Regions from separate parts of the Homo sapiens genome. Here regions 2, 3, 4 and 5 are each linked to region 1. A link is a contact called in ENCODE Hi-C or POLR2A ChIA-PET data. All regions are on one chromosome and are shown on one strand. Each heading gives the region's core, a stretch centred on a gene start or an enhancer-like site at or near the end of the contact. The rest is flanking DNA. Distances are from core to core; before and after follow the strand shown.

Region 1 (2,700 bases), core at 27-2,526:
AGTCCAGCAAAGAGTAATGAGGAGGGCCATGGCACATAGGGAGGAGTGGTGAAGACTGAAAAATACGTGAGCAGCCAAAGAAGGTGCCTAACAGTGAGGCAGCATCCTAGTTCTGGTTCAGCTAACTCACATTCCTCTCACCATGGGGTGAACCAATTCTCAGCTACCCTGGGGGGAAGGCTTGTTGAAGATGACGCCTGCAGAAGCTGACTGGCAGAGTAGTGGACTCTGGGATGGGATACCGGCAGGGGCATTTCCCCACCAGCTTCACCCTGGAGATAACTCCATGTTTCAGAACCTGTTACCTTTTTCCTCAAACATGAGCTATTTTTCCTAGTTTCCTTTGAAAGATCGGACCGAAAGTCAAGTTTTCGTGGTTTAGGCTCACCCTTCAAAACACCCGAAATAACTTTTGCAGAAATCTTCCTCATGTTCAAGTTTTCTTTCAAAATGAGCCTAACAGTTTCTTTGTCTAAATTTAACTCTTCAGCCATCATCCTCACGGTTAACTGCCTGTTTGAACAAACCAAGTCCTTGACCTTCTGGATATTGTCATCTGTTCGGTGGGTGACTGGACGCCCACTTCGGGCATCATCTCGAACATCTTCCCGTCCTTCTTTAAACCTTTTGTGCCAGTCAAAAACTCTGGCCCTTGACATGACTTCATCCCCATAAGCTTCTTTTAAAAGATGGTGGGTCTCACTTGCAGACTTGTTCAATTTCACGCAAAATTTGATACTAATCCTTTGTTCTAAATAGCGGTCACTCATTCTGGCACTGAACAACACAGGAACGTTTAACAGGCCACGACTGTAAGGGAAAGACGGACAGATCAATCTTTATAGGGCTGCAGGTGTAATCATATCGCTCTTCTTGCTCTTCTAGAAGCCTCGCCGGGAAAGAGTAATTGCTTTTATGAATTTTTGTCCCTCAGCTTCCAGTCGAGGCTGGGGAGATCCGTTCTGGGAAGCCAACAGTCGCTGCAAAGCTGGGAAAAATTAAATCGCCTACAACCACGTCTGCATCAAACCAGTGCACGCACATCTGCCGAGAGTTTGCCAGTCACCAAGGTCGCTCCGATTCCGCGGCCCTTAAGGAGTATATGGCGAATTCTGCAAGAAAGGCCTAAGTGGTGGCAAATTAAGCAAGCAAGAAGAGATGCATCGGTGATGTAACGTGCAAGCTCGCCCTAGATCTGCAGAAACCCGCGCACGCCAAACCTACCGGAGCAGCCCAGGAACCGCCTGCTCTAGCGTCCCGGGAGACAGGCGCGCATGCGCAATTCTCTCTCCCCGCGGATTAGACTGTGCGCAGTCGCACTGCGGCGGCGCGCGCCAGGTCCCGCCTCCGCCTCGCCACACCCCGGCAGGCGCGCTTCCTTGCGCGTGCCCGCCTGCTGAGAAGGCGGAAAGGAGGGGCGGGGGAGGAAGGCTGAGGGAAGAGAGGGCACCCCCGGGCGTCAGGGTGCATTGTGGGAAGGAGGCGGCAGCGTCTCGGGCGGGCGGGAGGTGCACCAGCGGCGGCGGCGGCGGTAAATCCTCCCGGCCGCTCACAGCACTGTGGAGCCGCGTCCCCAGCCCGGCCTCGGACCGCGGCACCCCTCCTGGCCCTCGCGGCTTCTAGCCCGCCCGCCCCTCCCCCGCGCGTCGGCCCTGCCGAGCCGGCCGGCCGGCCTGGCTCCCCTCCCCGGCCCCGACGGGCGGGCGGACTGCCCTGAGGAGGCGGGGAGGGGAGGGCTGGGCCGGCCGGCGGGCGGGCGACGATGCCGAACTTCTGCGCTGCCCCCAACTGCACGCGGAAGAGCACGCAGTCCGACTTGGCCTTCTTCAGGTTCCCGCGGGACCCTGCCAGGTAAGCGGCGGGCGCAGAGCGGGCGGCCCGGGCCCACCTTCGCGGTGAGCGCTGCCAGCCGCCGGCCCCTGGCGGGCTCCCGGGCTGGCTGAGAGGGGCGCAGGAGGCGGGCGCAGCGCACTGCCGTCGACCCCAGCGTTGGACCGAGATGGGGAGCCGGCCCCGAGCCGTGGGCGGGCGGGCGTCCGGGGACCTCGGAGCACGTGCGCTGGTGGGGGCTCTGCGCGGAGGACACCACCCCAAACGCGAGGGAGCTGGGGCGGCGCGCGGACGCGGGATGCTGTGGGTTCTCGCCGTGGCTCACTTGCTGTGTGACCTCGGGGGAGTCGCTTTCCTCTCTGGGCGTTAGTTTCCTTAGCTGTCAAAAGAGAGCAGGACTCTATGGTTGTGGCCACTGGGGCCTTTCCCTCTCCTTGCCACCACCCCCGGGACAGTGTTTCTGTTTTGAGTCCCGCTACCTTCTTTCATCTCATCGCAACTGCTTTCTCCTTCGGACTTGTCATTGCACGGTTCAGGATTCATTTTCTGGCTGTCACCGTTACTCATTTTCTCGCTTGGGTATTGTAGGGATAACAGAGGGTGTACGCGTGAGGGCGTGGAAATTGGTATTGGAACCTCTTCCTTCGGATAACCCCCACACACTGACATATTTAGGGAATGATAGCATAGGGACTGTGTTTGAAAGGCTGAGATGTTTCATAGGCCTGTCTTGTTGGTTCATTCATTTAAAATCAATGCCTACTATGTGCCGAGCGCAAATGTTAGGTGCTGGGAGTTCATGGGTGAATAAGGGTGTCACTGCTTGCAGAAAGCTCTCAGTCCAGTAAGGGAACAGGTGCAGCAACGGGC
Region 2 (2,700 bases), core at 196-2,695, 1.3 Mb before region 1:
AGAGTTTGTTGTTGTTGTTTTGAGACGGAGTCTCTCTCTGTCGCCCAGGCTGGAGTGCCAAGGCGCGACCTCGGCTCACTGCAAGCTCCGCCTCTCGGGTTCACGCCATTCTCCCGCTTCAACCTCCCGAGTAGCTGGGACTACAGGCACCTGCCACCACGCCCGGCTAATTTTGTTTTTGTATTTTTAGTCGAGACGGGGTTTCACCGTGTTAGCCAGGCTGGTCTCGATCTCCTGTCCTCGTGATCTGCCCGCCTCGGCCTCCCAAAGTGCTGGGATTACAAGCATGAGCCACTGCACCCGGCCTAGAGTTTTATTTTTACTCAAATCAGTTTCCCAGAGCATTCAGGGATCAAAGTTTTTTTGTTTTTTGTTTTTTGTTGTTTTTTTTTTTTTTTTGAGACGGGGTCTCGCTCTGTCGCCCAGGCTGGAGTGCAGTGGCGCTATCTCGGCTCACTGCAAGCTCTGCCTCCCGGGTTCACGCCATTCTCCTGCCTCAGCCTCCCCAGTAGCTGGGACCACAGGCGCCTGCCACCACACCCGGCTAATTTTTTTGTATTTTTAGTAGAGACGGGGTTTCACCATGTTAGCCAGAATGGTCTTGATCTCCTGACCTCGTGATCCGCCCGCCTCGGCCTCCCAAAGTGCTGGGATTACAGGCGTGAGCCACCGCGCCCAGCCAGGGATCCAAGTTTTTAAGGATAATTTGGCAGGTTGGGGAAGGCCAGTGAGTCAAGAGTGCTGATTGGTTGGGTGGGAGATGAAGTCACAGGGAGTTGAAGCTGTCCTCTTGCGCTGAGTCAGTTCCTGGGTTGGTGGGGAGGGGGCACAAGATCACATAGCCAGTTTATCCATCTGGTGGTGCCAGCTGATCCATCAAGTGCAGGGTCTGCAACATATCTCAAGCACCGATCTTAGGTGCAGTTTAGGGAGGGTCAGAATCTTGTAGCTTGCAGCTGTAATTTCTAATCTAAACCATAATTTCTAATCTTGTGGCTGATTTGTTAGTCCTACAAAGGCAGTCCAGTCCCCAGGCAAGAAGGAAGTTTGTTTTGGGAAAAGGCTGTCATCATCTTTGTTTTAAACTTCAAACTGTAAACTAAGTTCCTCCCAAAGTTAGTTCAGCCTATATCCAGCAATGAACAAGGACAGTTTGGAGGTTAGAAACAACATGGATTTGGGTAGGTCAGATCGCTTTCAGTGTCTCAGTTATAATTTTGCAGTGGTGGTTTCACTGTGACAATCCTGAGGGACTTCCCACAGAACCCTCAGTTATTGAAGCCCAAAGCCTCAGAAATGGCGAGGAAGAAGGGGAAGGGTGTTGCGCGGTCAAACTCCACACGTTCTTAGCCGACCTCCGCCGCTTTTCCTAGAATGTCTCATCTCTATGGTCGACGGCGTTCAGATTCCGGGGCAGACTAAGTTGTTCTTCCGGGGTGACTGCCTCTTCCAGGGCGGGCGGTGTGGTGCACGCATTGCTGTGCTCCAACTCCCTCAGGGCCTGTGTTGCCGCACTCTGCTGCTATGAGCTTCCTCAAAAGTTTCCCGCCGCCTGGGCCAGCGGAGGGGCTCCTGCGGCAGCAGCCAGACACTGAGGCTGTGCTGAACGGGAAGGGCCTCGGCACTGGTACCCTTTACATCGCTGAGAGGTAGGGTTCCTGGTCCCCAGCGCTGGCCTCCTGCGCGCCGCCCTCCTCCTTGCTGGAGCAGGCGGTGCGAAGGAGCCGGGCAAGGGGCGGCCTGGAGGCCTGCTGGGAGCGGGGTCTCGTGCCCGACGCCTCAGGGATACCTGTAGCGGGTGGAAGGCTCGATTTTTCTAGTACTCCTCCGGAGTCTTCCATTCTCTGTTTTCTCCGGCCGGAATTTCCCCTTATGGATTGTGCTTTTTTTTTTTTTTTTTCTTTTTTTCCTCTTTCTCTTTCTCTGTCTCTTTCTCTCTTTCTTTCTTCTTCTTTTCTTTCTTTCTTTCTTTTATTTTCTTTTTTTTTTTTTTTTAACTCGCCTATTTACTGGAGGTCTGGCGCGTGCGTTGCCCTTAACGCACGGTCTGGTTTTAAGGGTCTGAAGTGTGCCTGTCTTTCCGGATGAACAGATGCAGGAGATGTTCCCCTCTCTGGGATACGTAGTTTCAGAGCCGACTGTGGAGGACTTTTAAAGTTTGGTTACACAATAAAGATTTTCTTCTGTAGGTATAGTAAGGAGAGGAACACCCTTAACTCGACACAGACAGGGGTCATATGCAGAGGGACCAGACTCCCGTTTTGGGGTCCTGGAAGGAATTGCCCTTTTATTTGGCCACGTGGAGCACTTTGGTATTTTGACAGTCAGATAGATCTACCGTAAATATTGTGGTTGTAGAACAGAGGTCCCTGTTTCCTTGACATGCAGTTTTCTTTATTTTGAAGCCTGTAATGACACATCGAATCTTTCCTGCCCTTCAGATATGTGTTGCTTCCCCTTTTGCTCCATCACTTGTCTACAGCCAGAGAAAATTCTCTACTTTTAAGAGCTCATGTGATTACTTTGGAACCACCTGTAAAATCCAGGATAATCTCCCTATGTTACTGTCGACTGGTAACCTTAATTACGTTTGTGAAGTCCCTTTTGCTGTGTAATATAACATATTCACCCGCATGACACCAGAAAGTGAAGGTCGTGGGGCCAAAATTCTGCCTACTACAGAATCCAGAGCACAAAAAC
Region 3 (2,700 bases), core at 127-2,626, 1.4 Mb before region 1:
AGTAATAAATTATAGACTAAATAAATATAGCGGAATTCAGTCTAAATTATAGGAACTCCTTTTTTGATAACTAATATTTTTAAAGTACTCACTATGTGCTACGGCACTGTGCTAATCACTTTACTGTGATTTATCTAGTAATACCGTATGATGTAGGTACTATTATCACCCCACTCTAAGGAGTTCAAAGAAATAAAGAAACCTCCACAGTGTCATGAAGTAGCCCCGCTAGGACTCAGGCCTGGCTGAATCCAAAGCTCAGGCTTCTAAGCATAACGTGTACTGCTGCTTCTCAGGCTGCACATTCTATTTTACATTATTGGTAGTTTCTCTCTGGCGTTCTTTGTGGGAATGTTCACTGCCCCCGCCCCGCCCCGAAGTGGAACCCTGTCTTCTAACAAACTTTTCGCTGCTCCACCGTCTCCTGTCATGTTCCGCCTCTCAATGGAGTCCCAGCCCACACTCCGATTCTGGTCCCTGAACAGAGCCCCTTCCCCTCACACCATGGCCCCCTAGCAGAGCCTGGTCTCCTCAGATCCTCTTCTCCCAGCAGGGCCCCAACTCCTCACTCCGACGATTCCCCCAGAGTTCCGTTCCCTCAGATCCTGCTTTTCCAGCAAAGCTGCGATTCCTGTACCCCAGCAGAGAGCAATACCCCGTCGGCAAACTTCCACAGAGACATCTTACCGAGGTCCCAGCCCAGCCCCTAATTAAGGGCACACCTCTACCTTTCCCCTTCCCAACCTTCTCCCACAACTGTGCTTTCCCCCGCCCTATTCCCTTTTTCTGTTTATTAATTCTCCTCAACCTCTCCACCATCTCGTGGCCCAGTTTCAGGATTCCCCCGCAAACTCACCCACCGCACTGTCTCCTCAAAGTTGCGTTCCCAAACGGCGCAGTGCTCTGCCCGCACTTACGCTCCCAGCGCTGCTTCGGGATCTGCGCTCCCCAACTGCCCTCCGGGAATACGCCCTGCAGTTGAACAGCGCCCGAGGCCCCGCCCCCTCTGCGTCCATTGGCCATTGTTCTCGAGAAGTCCCGCCCCTCCCGCTTCCAGCCCGCCTCCCCGCCCCGCTTCCCTTGTTTTCATTCCCCCTGTCACACGAGGCAGTGGCAAGCCCGAAGGGGAGGAGAGAAGGGGGCGGAAAGAGGGCGGAAAGTGAAAGGCGCCGAGGGCCGCTCTGTCTCCCGTCTGACTCGGTTCTCGACTGCTCCGGGCCGCCGATGTATTGTGGGATCGCGGAGCCGTCCCTGAGACGCTGGGATCCGCAGAGGAGCCCACTTGAGAGCGCCTCCTGTCGTCTGTAAGGTTGCCTTGCCATCCCTCGGCACCACAACTTCCCCCGCCCCCCCATCGCCTCCTCCTCCATCCTCCAGTTCAAAATGGCGACGGCGGCGGCAGCGGCGGCGGTGATGGCTCCTCCGGGCTGCCCGGGTTCGTGCCCCAACTTCGCCGTAGTCTGCTCCTTCTTGGAGCGCTACGGGCCGCTGCTAGACCTGCCTGAGTTGCCGTTCCCTGAGCTGGAGCGGGTGCTGCAGGCGCCGCCGCCGGACGTCGGCAACGGAGAAGGTAAGCGAGGGGCCCGAACGCCCGGCGGGAAGCGGCCCTGGCGCTCTGCTACTCTCCGCTCTTCACAGGCGCCCCGGTTCTTCGCGGCTCGGGCCTCCGCGGCTCTGTCTTCCCCCTGGGACGCAACTCCGCCGGGCTGGTCTTCTCCGCCCAGCCCCCGGGGTCTTGGGCAGTGGGGAGGCGGGGCGGAGGCCCCCTAGGGCCACTCGGCCGGGCGGGGAGCTGAGGTGGAGGCGTTGCGGGCTAGGTGTGGGCTGGAGGCGGGGAGGGGTCATTGTGCCGGTCGGCAGCCCCGGGGACTGCTTCTCCGCGGCGGAGGGCGGCCCCCCACCCCGTCTCCCCCTTGGCGGCGGGGGAAGGGGAGCGCAGGTTCCGGCCAGCTTTGCGCTTTTCTCCTCCTCCCCACCCTTACTCCCTCCCCTCCTCCCACCAGTCTTCCCGACCATCTCGGGGAAGGCTGGGCTCGGCTGCTCCGGACACCTCCTTATCTCCCTTCACCTGGGTGGGCGGGGGCCAGCGGACACTCAACTCTCCCTCCCTCTGTTGGGAACTCCCCTGAGAGATTTGTCCCTTTTCCCTTCCCCTCGAGGGCTGCTTTAACCCCTAAAACTCCTTCCTTGAAGTGGGGAGGTCTGCTCCTCCCCCACGGGAGGGGGTTCTTCTCCATTCTCGGTAGGGGGGCGAAGTCGGTTCAGCTCCACTGTGGAGAGGAGAGGGTTAATTCCTCCTCCATAGTTCTCCTTCCTCTCCCCACCTCCCCCAAAATAATAGGCGAGCATCTCCCCACTTTTCCAATCCCTTCCCCCTTCATCTTGGCAGCCGGGCTTAGGCGAAGAAGTCGTCTCCCTCCCATTTGCACGGTAGGGTGGGGTGGTTAGTATGTAAGCTGGAGGAGGGGCTCTGACGGAGGGGGAAACAGTTGAAGAAGGTGCTTGTTGCTCATGTTTCTCTCTCTGGTGCCGCTGGTCTATTATTGGTGTTCGCAAGTGGTGCTCCTTCCACATAAGGCCACCGCGCGGGTGCAGGGCGCATGCTCTGCCCGGCCCCATTGAAACTTCCTGCTGCTGCTGCTGGTTCTTTTGCTGGAGCATCTCAGCGCTGCGCCTGCTGCCTCCAGCCTTCACACTGAG
Region 4 (2,700 bases), core at 190-2,689, 2.0 Mb after region 1:
TCCTTTTGTACCTTGGTAGTTTGAATTTTATTATGGTAAATGGCACTTTAAAGGAAATAAAGTAATACTTTGAACTTAATATGTCTTTTATCTGTGAACCTCAAAGCAGCCTAATGCCATTTATTAAGTTACTGTACAGCCATGATGTAAATATTATCATACCTTCCTTACAAAAAAGCTGACTAGGGAAAGAGTTGTAATGTACTTGCCCAAAATCATAGCCATTCTAAGAAGGCCAAACCAAGAAACGGAGGAGTAGCTAGGTGGCTGACAGGTCAGCACTTCTCAGCATTTCCCAGACCTCAACTTAGGTGAGCTTTCCATAGGAGAGACGGCTAAGAAGTAACGGAAGACTATTTCAATTTGGGTGAACCAATTTCCTTTTCCTCCGTATTCCCATTACCATTGCTCTTGGTATCTTGTGATGCTTATACATTCTTATATTTAGGTTAAATGCCGACCATCTTCCCTCAACAACTTCCTTATCTATTTTCCAGTAATCTTGTTCTCCCTACCTCCTAGTTTACTATAGCAGCAGAGATATTAGATTGGTACAAAAGTCATTGCCGTTTTTGCCATTACTTTTAATGCCATTATTTTTAATGGCAAAAACAGCAATTACTTTTGCACCGACCTAATAAAATAACTGCCAGCTGAGGGGATCTGAAATGAGATTGGAACCCTAGTTTGACCGCTCACGAACTCGGCCTCTTAGGAGAGGTGTCTCAGGGAGTCAGTTTCTTCTTTGTGTGTGAAACGGAAAAGGACTACGCCCCTGTACCTTACTGAGGGATTGAGGCGATAGAACGCGATTCGTAAACTGCACAGCACTAAACGGATACCACTTTGTCCCCTTACTATGTCATTCCTTGTTTAATTTAATGCCAGGGCCACACAGCGCAGCATAACTAATAGGGATAGGGCGTGTCTGTAGGGAACTACCTCGAGGTAGATCTTTTTCTTTTGAGGAAAGGGGGAACGCGGAGCTGCTGGGAGTCGTAGTCTCGGCGGCGGTCTCCGCTGAGCTCAGACAAAGGAAAGAACTACAACTCCCGTGAGGCAGTGCGCGGACAGCTCGCACTGCCCCTCCTCCCCCAACCGGCGCGTGCCCCCAAGAGAAACTGGGGGCCTGCGCGCGCGCTGGGGACCTGCAGGGCAAGCGCAAAGGCAGCTTGCTAGTGGTAGCCGTGAGAGCAGATCGAGGAAAGGAGACCCTTGGCAAATTAAAAAATAAAAAGAACCGTGCACTATTGCCTCACCACCCGGACGGGCTGTAAACCCCCACTACTTCGGAGGCGTGGGGAGCGCGCTCCCGGGCTCCAGTCTAGAACTTCGGGGACTTAAATCAGCAAGGGCGGGAAGGGGCGGGGCCTAAGGCGCGGGGCGGGGCCGTAGGCGGGGCGGGCGGCGGCGGCGGCGGCGGAGCCAGGACCCAGACATCTGGGACTGTTGTTCTCTCGCGGCGCGACCGCCTCAGTCACTTCGCCCAGAGACCCGGACCTGGTCCGCTGGGGAGCAGGCGGCCATAAACCCCCTCTCTCCCGGTTCCCTGACGCCGCGGCAGGAGCTGTTACGAACACCCTGCGGTTGGTCTCCGATGCCCTTCAGTGAGGTGGGGACGCCTGGACCCTGGTGAGCGAACCCCAAGCCACCCCCCACCCCAACTCAGTGTCTTCGCCGGCCCCCGGCCCGTACGCCTGTCTGGTCGCCATGGCTGAAAACACAGAGGGGGATCTGAACTCCAACCTGCTCCACGCCCCCTACCACACCGGGGACCCTCAGCTGGACACGGCCATCGGGCAGTGGCTCCGCTGGGATAAGGTGGGTACCTGGTCAGCCCGGCAAACGCCGTCGCCTCCCCCACACAGTCTGCTCTTTCCTGTGCCCACCCAGCGCCCCGCGGGCTGCAGAGGAGATGGCTCGGGACACCGAGCGGGGGGCAGCGGAGCAGGGCGTTGCCACCCACCTATGCGTGGGGTTGCTCCTTCGGACTGCCAGAGCCGGGCGGCAACATCTGCATCGCTTCCTTCTGCAGTGCTCTCAATTGTAACCTCCCTTCCTCTTCTTTACCCTCTTTCCTTTCAAGTGCTGTCTTCCCTCTTTCTTCAAAAAAAAAAAAAAAAAAATCATCATCATTGTAAGTTATACCCTAAACAACGATTTCCTTTCCCTTTTTCTCCCTTGACTTCCTTCTCCACATACCTGAAAGTGGTTTCTGGCACCCTTACTGGGCGTTTCTAACCGCTATCCGCTTTAGTTCTGGTCTGGTGTGTTTCCTCCTTCTGTCGCTAGGTAGTTGCTGGCCTTTTATCACTCCCTGGTATTGTCTAGTATCACCTTTTGCTGTTGGGAAAGGCAAGGCGCTTACCTCTTCTTTCTCCTGCTGGCAGCTATTTTCTGGAATTAATCTGTTCAAGGAATCGTGTTTTCCAGGTTTCATGTGGTACTCTTAATACAGGATTGTTTTTGCCTTAACCATTACTTCTCTACCAACACCTCCCCACCCACCCTCCGCCCCCACCTCCAAGTTGTGGTGGTAATTAAACCTCGTGCGGGCATTTGGGATGAATTTGTGACAATCAGAATTAAAATGCAGCTATCTTACTTGTAAAAGAGGTCCCTGGTAGCTCCAACAGAGGAAGATAATCCAAGCTTTTGCTTTGTCAAGTGCGTAAAATACCTTTGTTGAAGTAGAGAAGG
Region 5 (2,700 bases), core at 19-2,518, 1.4 Mb after region 1:
CAATGACACTCAAAAAGACAAGTAAAAAGACCTGGATCTTAACCCCTCAACATAATCATGTTTTCATTTCTTAAGCACCTACCATGTGTTATGCACAGGGAAGTCTGAAAGCTGTTTTCAATTATATTCAAAAATTCTGCTTACTATATTAAAGACACCATGCTTAACAATTCTCATCAAACCAGCCCAGGGCCCTACAATGAGAGAACTGGAAGGGAATTTAGAGTTAAGTCCCTCATTTTAAGGCTAAATCTCTCACTTTGCAGATGAGAAAACAGATATAGAGAGAGCAAGCATATTTCAAGGTCACAAAGCTAATTAGAGGCAAAATCAACACCAGGACGTTGTTCTCCGTGCAACTGTTTCTTCCAAGATGCTGTGCAAAGAGCAAGAAAGGCCAACCCAGGGACAGTTTTCCTTTTTTTCTTTTCTTTTAAACCCTTGTTGCTAGGACTGCAGTTAAAAAAAATTTTTTTGGATGAGCAGAGGGAGGAAAGGGGCAAGCGTGAGCGGGCAGCAGTGCACTTGGTAGCAAAGAGGGAGGTGGAGGGAAGAGAGGAGAGGGCGGGGAAAAACAACAGGAAAAAAAGAAAAATCTTAAAGGCTTCTTGTCAGCCCAGTAGAACAGTCAATACTCAAATATTTTCAGTATTCGCCTATCATGATAAAACGCCTAAAAACTTCAGTAAGCAAAAGGACAAGAAGCACTTTGGAATCTGTAGCAGCACGCAAGGGTGATGGTGGTAGAGAGTTTGGGGGATACTGATTCTTTAATCTTTGGGCTTCGGTTTTCCGTGTCTGTGAAATGGGCACTGACAACAGTGCACCCAGCCCCCCAGGAGAAAAGAGATGGACACGATTAAATATAGGAAAAATCAAATTACCGAAAAAGGTGTGGCGACCAGGACCAGAACACTTGCGAGAAAAGAAGAAGTTCTAAAGAGGACCGGGTCCAGGTTTGAAGTGTGATGAGGGCAAGGGCAGGCTCCAAGCGTGCGTAGGGTTGTGATAGTGGTCACACAAGGGCTCCCCTCAAAAGGCCGTAGAAAATAAGGGAGACCGGGATGGGAAGGTTGGCTCGCCGCCTCCCAGGCCTCCCCAGGATTCAACTGTTCCCAAGAACCGGCTCCTCACCTTATCCAACAAGCCGCTACGGCCACTTCCTGTCCCGCAGTTGGAAGCACCACCAGCCCCACTACAGCCTCCGCTACCACCGCTTCTCCCGCCCTGTACAGCTGCCGCCGCCATCTTGTCCGCCTCTGCGTCTCCCTCCCCTCCGACTTGTCTGAAGCCGATTGGCTGGAGCTGACAGCGTGACGCGCCGCGCGGAGTCAATCGGGATCCGTAGTTTGGGTCTTGCTGGCGCGAGGTAGTCAGAGGACGTGGCCGCGGGGCTTGCTGGGACTTGAGGTTAGACGTCCCGGCCGTCGGTTGCCGCCTACACTGTCTGCCGTCGCGTCGCAGTTACTAAGGCGTGGGGAAGATAGCGGCAGGCACCGCAGTGGAGCGGCTCCGAGATCCCCGGGGGGCTCGCAGGCGCGCATCCCTCCTGACTGGGACGTCGCCTCCGCAGACCCCTCGGAGGCTGAAGCGACGCCGGAGGCAGGTGCGACTGAAACTTAGTTTTCGAATTCGAGTCTTTCTCCGGCCCAGGTGTGGAGTTTCCAAAGGAGTGGGCAGGAGCTTGTCCTTCATCCTTTTCTAGCCCGGTTGTGGCACTTACCGATTATTCTCTCAAGCAGCTGTCATTTTAGCTGTTTGTAATGTTTTCGTGTTAACGGAGAACTCGCGTTTACTGAGTGCCTACAGTCTGCCAGGCAGTATCCTATGTGCACTTCCAGCCATCCTCTCTCTCACTGAGTCCCACAACAGCCCTGTTAGATGAGGAGGAAACTAAAGAACCTACCCAAAGCCAGATAGCATGTATCTGAACTCGGTTTTCAAGCCGGCATTTAAAAAAAATCAAAACCAATATATATCCCTTCTGACACTCTGCTTTTACGGTTTTAGGATGTAATAGTATTCTAGATTTTAATTATTTTTTTCACAAATGTATATTGAGCACCAATATTGTACTAACGGATACAGGGGATCAAGATAGACCTGGTTGCTACTCTGGTGGACTACTACTCCATGACAGAGTTATCAAATAGCAGTATTGTATTATACCATGCTCTATTACGTTGTATTTTAATTAATTTTTTTCACAAATGTATATTGAGCACCAATATTGTACTAACGGATACAGGGGATCAAGATAGACCTGGTTGCTACTCTGGTGGAACTACTACTCCATGACAGAGTTATCAAATAGCAGTATTGTATTATACCATGCTCTATTACGTTGTATTGTTTTTTAATTCCTATATATCCCCCATAAGCGTCTAAAGAATTAAACAAATATTTTTGAGTTTCTTACTATGTAACAGGCACTATTCTAGTCACCAGGGATATATCCCTGAATAAAACAGACAAAAACTTGTCTTGGGGAAGCCAAAATTCATGTGAAAATAATTATCTCGGCCGGGCGTGGGGGCTCATGGTTGTAATCCCCGCCAAGGCAGGCGGATCACCTGAGGTCAGGAGTTAAAGACCAGCCTGGCCAACATGGTGAAACCCCGTCTCTACTAAAAATACAAAAATGAGCCGGGCGTGGTAGCGGGCACCTGTAATCCCAGCTACTTGGGAGGCTGAGGCAGG

The links. A loop is a pair of places that touch in the nucleus more often than their neighbours do. ChIA-PET counts read pairs that join two places held with the same protein, here RNA polymerase II (POLR2A). Pooled maps may share reads with other maps.
Region 2: a pooled map shows a loop between it and region 1 (20-fold over the local background). The contact joins the promoter of CLNS1A here to the promoter of GVQW3 in region 1. A Hi-C loop is called at or near these places in 2 of 37 single-sample maps with no recorded cell type and 8 of 50 pooled maps. POLR2A ChIA-PET finds 5 or more read pairs at or near these places in 1 of 52 experiments (activated CD4-positive, alpha-beta T cell).
Region 3: a pooled map shows a loop between it and region 1 (24-fold over the local background). The contact joins the promoter of RSF1 here to the promoter of GVQW3 in region 1. A Hi-C loop is called at or near these places in 1 of 37 single-sample maps with no recorded cell type and 11 of 50 pooled maps. POLR2A ChIA-PET finds 5 or more read pairs at or near these places in 1 of 52 experiments (activated T-cell).
Region 4: a map of CD8-positive, alpha-beta T cell shows a loop between it and region 1 (21-fold over the local background). The contact joins the promoter of PGM2L1 here to the promoter of GVQW3 in region 1. A Hi-C loop is called at or near these places in 4 of 168 maps with a recorded cell type or tissue (CD4-positive, alpha-beta T cell, CD8-positive, alpha-beta T cell and naive thymus-derived CD4-positive, alpha-beta T cell) and 9 of 50 pooled maps.
Region 5: a loop to region 1 is called in a map of CD8-positive, alpha-beta T cell, with 8 times the contacts of the local background. The contact joins the promoter of SPCS2 here to the promoter of GVQW3 in region 1. A Hi-C loop is called at or near these places in 1 of 168 maps with a recorded cell type or tissue (CD8-positive, alpha-beta T cell) and 10 of 50 pooled maps. POLR2A ChIA-PET finds 5 or more read pairs at or near these places in 1 of 52 experiments (SK-N-SH).

What each region holds. Positions count from the first base shown.
Region 1 is chr11:76,379,899-76,382,598 of GRCh38, reverse strand. GVQW3 (GVQW motif containing 3) reads right to left here and starts at 1,276. Exons shown (of 2, transcript NM_001347885.2): 1 at 306-1,276. The coding sequence starts at 770. THAP12 (THAP domain containing 12) reads left to right here and starts at 1,467. Exons shown (of 5, transcript NM_004705.4): 1 at 1,467-1,851. The coding sequence starts at 1,763. RefSeq lists a silencer at 1,189-2,118 and an enhancer at 1,761-2,262.
Region 2 is chr11:77,636,539-77,639,238 of GRCh38, reverse strand. CLNS1A (chloride nucleotide-sensitive channel 1A) reads left to right here and starts at 1,445. Exons shown (of 7, transcript NM_001293.3): 1 at 1,445-1,649. The coding sequence starts at 1,525. RefSeq lists enhancers at 1,304-1,543, 1,198-1,717.
Region 3 is chr11:77,819,398-77,822,097 of GRCh38, reverse strand. RSF1 (remodeling and spacing factor 1) reads left to right here and starts at 1,376. Exons shown (of 16, transcript NM_016578.4): 1 at 1,376-1,570. The coding sequence starts at 1,384. It overlaps AAMDC (adipogenesis associated Mth938 domain containing), which reads right to left and starts at 954. Exons shown (of 4, transcript NM_024684.4): 1 at 857-954. RefSeq lists silencers at 917-1,076, 1,667-1,756, 1,897-1,986 and enhancers at 1,177-1,316, 1,327-1,496, 1,049-2,021, 2,617-2,700, 2,022-2,700.
Region 4 is chr11:74,397,172-74,399,871 of GRCh38, reverse strand. It overlaps PGM2L1 (phosphoglucomutase 2 like 1), which reads left to right and starts at 1,439. Exons shown (of 14, transcript NM_173582.6): 1 at 1,439-1,821. The coding sequence starts at 1,711. MIR548AL (microRNA 548al) reads right to left here and starts at 635; the gene lies at 539-635. RefSeq lists enhancers at 455-1,075, 975-1,344, 1,076-1,697.
Region 5 is chr11:74,947,834-74,950,533 of GRCh38, reverse strand. It overlaps SPCS2 (signal peptidase complex subunit 2), which reads right to left and starts at 1,268. Exons shown (of 5, transcript NM_014752.3): 1 at 1,135-1,268. The coding sequence starts at 1,248. XRRA1 (X-ray radiation resistance associated 1) reads left to right here and starts at 1,443. Exons shown (of 19, transcript NM_001378157.1): 1 at 1,443-1,606. RefSeq lists enhancers at 1,014-1,063, 366-1,220, 1,144-1,363, 1,494-1,553, 1,674-1,723 and 1 more.